Linked DNA regions of Homo sapiens: region 1 is linked to region 2. A link is a contact called in ENCODE Hi-C or POLR2A ChIA-PET data. All regions are on one chromosome and are shown on one strand. The core of a region is the stretch at or near the end of the contact, and the rest is flanking DNA. Distances in the headings are between cores, read along the strand shown.

Region 1 (3,689 bases), core at 932-3,431, 49 kb before region 2:
AAAATGTCTCTGTTTCCTACCACTTAGGAGCAAATGACTGATTTTGACATTCCTTGGGTCTCTTCTCTGACCCTGTTCTCCTCCCGCCTCTGTCCCAATTAGTACCTCAAGGCCTTTGCTTTTAGGGAAGCCAATAAACACTCAAACTGGTGCATGCAAAATTATTTTTACTGCATGTTAAAGAGTAATTATGAAACAATACGCACATGATGTTCCCACATAAAAATCTTTTAAAGCGATAATGAGACTATTTCTTTGTAGGTGGAGATGTATATTTGACTCACTTCCATGAATTCTGGTCTAATCGTATCTTATTTCCTTCATTTTGTTTTAGTGCTTGGAAGAGCTCCATCGAAATTCACTCTTATCTTCAGCCTCAGCACTGAGCTGCATTACATAAACATGAGTTGCTTCTTTATGACCATTTGAGAAGAGTAAAGAATCATTTCCTTTTTTAAGGCAAACACGGTCCATTGTAGAAACTTCATACATTAAATAAGCCAGGTTTGCAAACATCTGCCCAAAGACACCCAATAGAGAAGCCCTATGCATATAGCAGATTATTGAAGGACATTCTCAGCCAAGTCATCAAGTTTCTTCAGTCATTTCAGACCTGAAATTCACAGTGAAGTCCATCCATCACCACCAAGTCTTGCCATCTGCCCTTGGAGGGTCACAAAGGAGATCCATGTATTTAGCTGCTAATAACTTATTTTTTTTCTTCAAGACTCAATTTAGATGTCACTTCTTCCGGGAAGTCTTCTATGAATTTCCTTCCCAGATCAATTACCTAGCACTACGTTTAACGCAATGGATTATAATGATGTGTTTATGAGGCTGCTTAACCTACTAAGGGCAAGGATTGTACGTTATTCATTCTATTACCCATCATAATGCCTGGCACATAGAAAAAAGAAAAGTGAATGAATGAATGAATGGATGAATGAATCAATCAAAGTATGAATCAAAGCATGAATGTAAACTGTACATTTCCTGGGAGAAAGAGAGAAAGGGTCTCCATTTTTATGAGTTAGGACATTTCCCAACGTTGTATTGGTCAGGGTTCTCTAAGGGGACAGAACAGAACTAATAGGATATCTATCTATCTATCTATTTATCTATCTATCTGAAGGAGAGTAGTAGTATATTATATATATATATATTTATATATATTTATATACATATTTATATATTTATATATATTTTTATATATATTTATATATTTATATATATTTATATATATATTTATATATTTATATATATATTTATATATTTATATATATTTATATATATATTTATATATTTATATATATTTATATATATATTTATATATTTATATATATTTATATATATATTTATATATTTATATATATTTATATATATATTTATATATTTATATATATTTATATATATATTTATATATTTATATTTATATATATTTATATATTTATATATATTTATATATATTTATATATTTATATATATTTATATATATTTATATATTTATATATATTTATATATATTTATATATTTATATATATTTATATATATTTATATATTTATATATATTTATATATATTTATATATATTTATATATATTTATATATTTTTATATATTTATATATATTTATATATATATTTATATATTTATATATATTTATATATATTTATATATATATTTATATATTTTTATATTTATATATGTATAATTTATATATATTTTTATATATTTATATATTTATATATATTTATATATATTTATATATTTATATATTGGTATATATATTTATATATATTTATATATTTATATATTTATATATATTTATATATTTATATATATTTATATATATTTATATATATATTTATATATACTTATATATATTTATATATATTTATATATATTTATATATATTTATATATATTTATACATATTTATATATATTTATATATATTTTTATATATATTTATATATATGAAGGGAAGTAATAGAATATATATATATATATATACACACATACACACACACACACACACACATATATATATAAAGGGTAGTTTATTAGGAGAGTTGACTCACATGATCACAAGGTGAGATCCCACAATAGGGCATCTGCAAGCTGAGGAGCAAGGAATCCAGACTGAGTCTCAAAACCTCTAACATAGGGAAGCTGATGGTGCAGCCTTCAGTCTGGCTGAAAGCCCGAGAGCCCCTAGCAAATCACTGGTGTAAGTCCAAGAATCCAAAAGCTGAAGAACTTAAGAGTATCCAACATGGAGGAAAGATGAAGGGCAGAAGACACGGCAAATCTCTCTCCTTCCACTTTCTTCTGCCTACTTTATTTTAGCCACGCTGGCAGCTGATTAGATGGTGCCCACTCAGCTTGGGGGTGGGTCTGCCTCTCCCAGTCCACTGACTCAAATGTTAATCTCCTTTGTCAGCACCCTCACAGACACACCCAGGAACAAATACTTTGCATCCTTCAATCCAATCAAGTTGACACTCAATATTAATCATCGTGCTTGTTTTCAAGGCTGATTCATGTACTTGTAGGTTAAAAAAACTGTTGGATTCCACATATATTACAAGCAATAACCAAGTGATTTGGTCATTTTAATTAACAACTGTGTAAAACAAGTAAAAATCATTTTGTAAAATATCAAACATTAATAAATGGCACAATTTATGGCAGTTTGATTTACAAAATTCTCTCAAATATGATATTTCTTTGCTTCTCTGAACACCCATCTTGAATGGGTTAGATTGGGAATCATTTTATAGATGAAATAATAGAAACTTGGAGAAGTCAACTGACTTGAGTTAGTGAAGGCTGATTCAGGACAAGATTTTCTGATTCCAAAGCCACTGTCCATCCTATAACACCATCAAGCTCATTCCCCTCACCTCTATATCATAAACCTGCTGGCTGTTTGACTAGTTTGGCCAGTGGATTGGATGATTTAATCAATTAACGTGTTAGTCATAGACAAAGAAACCTGTTCCTCTCCAAGCTCAGCCATTTACTAGCTGTTTGACATCTGACTTTGAATGAGTCATGGAAATATTGTCCAAGCCTTCAGTTTCCTGAAGTTGGGGTTAAAGAATAAAGTCAATAAAAGAAAATATACTTTTTAACTCTCAGTTGGTTAGAGTTCAGCATCCTCCTCCTTATCATTATTATAACAACAATAACTACCCTTTCTTCTGTTCTGATTGCATACCTATACTGTTCTTAGTACTGGACATTAAGAACTCATTCACTTCCGTAACACCTAAAGTAGGTACTCTCCTTATTCTCATTTTACAGATGCAGAAACTGAGGCATAACAAAGTTAAGCAACTCAATATGGTTAAATATCTAGTCAGTAGATGGGGAAGGATTCAAATTAAGGTAGTTTTGCATCAGAGTCCGTGCATTATTACATAGAAAGCACCTAGCCCAGTGCTTGGCACAGCAAAGCTCAGTAAACATAGTTTTTATTGTTAAATATTGCTAAATGCAAATCCTACCAGTTTATTGGGGGAGGGCCTATACCATTCTCATACTCAATGCAAAGGAGGCATCAAGTTCATCTATCTGGAAAGATGAGAACTGTGGGGATCTCCTGGTGGCTGAGCCCTCATCCAAGTATGCCCAAGCCAAAAGCCACAGTGTACATTTAATGTAATAATTCCTGCCACCATGTGCAAA
Region 2 (3,708 bases), core at 120-2,619:
ACTAAAGTTTGTAATGGTGGAAAGAAAATATTTTGATGTGTGGGCAGGGAAGAGGTAGAGGGTATTCTAGGCCAAGACAACAAGTGAAGGTGTCTCTCCACCCTACTCAAAACGGAAGTTGAAAAGTAAGGTTGTGCTTAGCTGCTGAGTTTTACTGTAGTTTAAGGCGATGTATAAAGGAACATTGGGAGTTAAGGCCAGAAGGAAGTGTGGAGTCATGCTGAGAAGGGCCCTAACGGCTGGACCTGGCACCCAGACACATTCCCTCCCATTCTGACTTGACTGTAGCTTCTGAACTGTCTGAGAGATTAATGTCTGAAAGTCTGAGCAGAACTGGGAGCCAACCCATTTCCACTGCAGAACATCATGCACCTTAGGGCAGAATCAACATCCAAAGGAGGTGTTACAAACATTGCCAGGAGACCCTCCCGCTCCTGCTGTGGCGTCCACAGGGAGCTCTGCAGGATTACTCCTTTGATCCCATTAGGAAATCAGCCAGAGTGTCTGCAGACTCCATTTCCAGATCCATTGAGGGTAAAAATGGGAGAGGATAATTGCCAAATGAAGTATACTCCCATGTGGCATCAACAAGTCTCTCTCTTTCAGTCTTGGGGGTCGTGTGCCCTCTCGTATTCTGAAATGTCTTATCTTTAGTTGGAGAGAGGGCTGCTCATGGTTTCTGTTTTGATATCTGAGGAAATCGATCTTTAGAGCAAAACTATTTTGGAGAACCCTGCGTTATTCATCAGACAAAATGCCAAGCCAGCTCCAGGATTTGGGGCAGGGGAGACTGCGCATCTGTGGAGCTAGGATGCAGGTTGCTTTTCCCTCTGGAGGCTCCTCCCAGACCTCTGCATCCTCTTGCACTCTGATTCCTCCCACACATCGGATGTGCCTTCTTCATGGGCTCTAGAGACTCCTTCAAATGTGGCTAGAAGAAACATAGGAGCAGGTGCCAGCACAGAACAGGTCTTTCCCTGCAAATGGGATTCTGCAAAATCCTTTACTTTCCTTTAAAACATTTCTTTGTAATGGTCACTACAATACAAGGCCCACTAGGCATGTGTATGCCTCCTTCTGGACCTTCCTGGGCTGGGCTCAGATGAGGAATGTGTGTGTGTGTGTGTGTGTGTGTGTGTGTGTGTGTGTGTGTGTGTGAGACAGAGAGAGAGAGAGAGAGAGAGAGAGAGAGTCAGGAAGTGGGGCGGGGGGCGGGGGGCAGGGGTTATCTAATAAAATGAGCCAAGCAAGTTTTGTGCGTAGCTTGAGCTTCTGTCCTCCTCCCAGATAACAGACAAGCTTCCTCCCAGCTGCACTTTGTGGGTAACGCTTGTTTTGTGTCTGCCTTGGGGCCTGAATCAAACAGAGTTTGTTTATGCAGGATGTACAAGGTGTCAAACCCAAGCCTTGGTTGTGAGGAAGACGGCCTTCCTGACTGGGCCAGCTATCTCCAATGACTTGAATAATTGTCCACAGGCTGAGCAGGGCAGACACTTCTGAAGATATATATGGTCCAGACTTTTGTAAGATTCATTAATGTCTCTTGGCAACTGGCAGGGGAAAGTATAGAAAAATACATCTGAGCAAGATGATGGTGAAAGCTCACCCGGTTTGCTGTGTTCACTGAGCCATCAGCTGAGGGATAAATTCCTTCCAACCCAAGCAATAAAACTCCCTTTCTTTATTTTGATTCTGTTATACAAGGTTTTTAAAACATATGTCTAAGATGAAAACTAGTTGAATTGCTTTCCCTAGCCAATCATTCATTCAATGGATAATCGTTGTGTGCCTACTATGTGTCAGGCCATGTACTGTGCGGGGGATACCAGGTGAGTAGACAAGACAGGACAGGCCTTGTCTGTAGAACACCAGCCCTATATAGCTCTCTGTTTTAGGAAAAATTAAGAAACGCAGTAAGACCCAACAATTTTTTTAAGCTATAAAATGAGTAAGAAGAAAAATCATTCTGAAAGCCCAAAGGAAATGCATCACTCTGATTCACTCCAGATATCAAAACACCTTTTTAGAAATTTATCAGACATATTTAATGATTTATAAAATTACTTGGCCTTTTGAAACAGAAATAGAATGCCGCAGGGAAGGATAAGCGCAGGAGGCAAGGGAATCAGATAAACTAAGAAGGAAATGGAAGGGTCTAATTAAAACCTGAACTGGAGGCAAGAAAGAACAAAATTTACATAAAAACTAAATCAAGGATATTCAGGAAGAAAGTGAGTTGCTCTTCCAGAAAGCATAGGAAAAGGCAAAGACACCAAAATAATAAAAGGAAAGATACAAGATGCAGAAGATAACGAAGAAGACTGAACTAAAGTGTTACAGGTTTTCCAAAGGAAGAAAAAAAACCTAAAACTAAAATAATAAAGACATAAAAAGAAATAAACTTTCCTGAGGTGCAAGACAATATATACTTATATACAGAAGATTTGCCATGTAACAGGTAATGTTAATAAAATTAGACTCATGTCTAAAAATACCCTGGCCCTTTATTGAATTGCAAGAACAAATGTAAAATTGTACAAGTGTTTAAAACAAGAAAACAAATCAAATTAGAAATAAAAGCAAAAAGAAAAATAGATTATCTATAAGTGATTAAAAACTGGTATGATTTTTTTCCCTCTATAATGCTAAAGACTAAAACACAAAGAAGTAACAGCTAAGGAGACACGAGGACAAAGGACTGGTTCCCAGGGATTTTCCAAGGCCAAGTTGCTGGTTATGTGAAAAACTAGAAGAAAGACATTACCACAAAGACAAGAATTCAGAAAAAAATATATCTTTACTTATTTGGTGAAAAAAGAACACTTGAATATGTACATCAATTTTAAGCATGATAAGAATAAAAGCTAAGTACTTAAAATGGGAAAATCCTGGTATAAATGTGTCTATAGTAAATCCTAAAATTAGCTTAAAAGTTAAATTCAAAAGAAAATCTGATTACAAAAATAAAATTTTCAAATATATTTACTGGAAGGAAAGATAAAACAATAATTTTATAATGGAATCTATGTACACAATCACAACTTATATTAACAGAGGACAATAGAGAGAAGGAATAAGTGTAGCAAAAAGGAAACAAAAGGTAGTGCTTCATTTTTGCCTTTGATCATTACAGGACCATAACTTAAAGAAAGTCTGAAAAAACTTGATGGTAGCTACAAAGACAATTAAAGTCAGGATGTATACCTGTCAGATGATTACAGCTGAGAAAGAAAAATAAGCATGCTCATTCTCTCTTCCAGTACCCTATTTTATTTTTCTGAATATATTTATTTTTGCCTACCTTCCTCCATTCGAATGTGAGCTCCTTTAGAAGAGTGAATTTGTTTTATCTACTGCTCATCCACCATACATACAGAAGCAAAAAATATATACGCATTTGTTTCTTTTAACTTACTTTTTTTTTTTTTGTTTTTGAGACAGAGTCTCGCTCTGTCACCTAGGCTGAAGTGCAGTGGTGCAATCTCGGCTCACTGCAGCCTCTGCCTTTCGAGTTCCAGTGATTCTATTGCCTCAGCCTACCAGGTAGCTGGGATTGCAGGCACATGCCACCAGATCCAGCTTATTTCTGTGTTTTTAGTAGAGATGGGGTTTCACCATGTTGGCCAGGCTGGTCTTGAACTCCTGACCTCAGGTGATCCTCCCACTCGGCCTCCCAAAGTGCTAGGACTATAGGCGTGAGCCACTGCG

The links. A loop is a pair of places that touch in the nucleus more often than their neighbours do. ChIA-PET counts read pairs that join two places held with the same protein, here RNA polymerase II (POLR2A). Pooled maps may share reads with other maps.
Region 1: a loop to region 2 is called in a map of endothelial cell of umbilical vein, with 4 times the contacts of the local background. The contact joins two enhancer-like sites. A Hi-C loop is called at or near these places in 1 of 168 maps with a recorded cell type or tissue (endothelial cell of umbilical vein) and 1 of 50 pooled maps. POLR2A ChIA-PET finds 5 or more read pairs at or near these places in 2 of 52 experiments (CD8-positive, alpha-beta T cell and Panc1).

What each region holds. Positions count from the first base shown.
Region 1 is chr10:120,731,568-120,735,256 of GRCh38, reverse strand. All of the region lies in intron 2 of LINC02930 (long intergenic non-protein coding RNA 2930), which reads right to left. Among named protein-coding and RNA genes, the nearest start is that of WDR11-DT, 120 kb to the left of the region's middle. Within about 2 kb of position 2,181, at least 2 of the 41 ENCODE cell types and tissues checked have a DNase peak (open chromatin) inside an H3K27ac peak, as active enhancers do; they include endothelial cell of umbilical vein, where a contact is called at or near this core.
Region 2 is chr10:120,682,057-120,685,764 of GRCh38, reverse strand. The region is part of intron 2 of LINC02930 (long intergenic non-protein coding RNA 2930); the gene reads right to left. Among named protein-coding and RNA genes, the nearest start is that of LINC02930, 75 kb to the right of the region's middle. Within about 2 kb of position 1,369, at least 2 of the 41 ENCODE cell types and tissues checked have a DNase peak (open chromatin) inside an H3K27ac peak, as active enhancers do; they include endothelial cell of umbilical vein, where a contact is called at or near this core.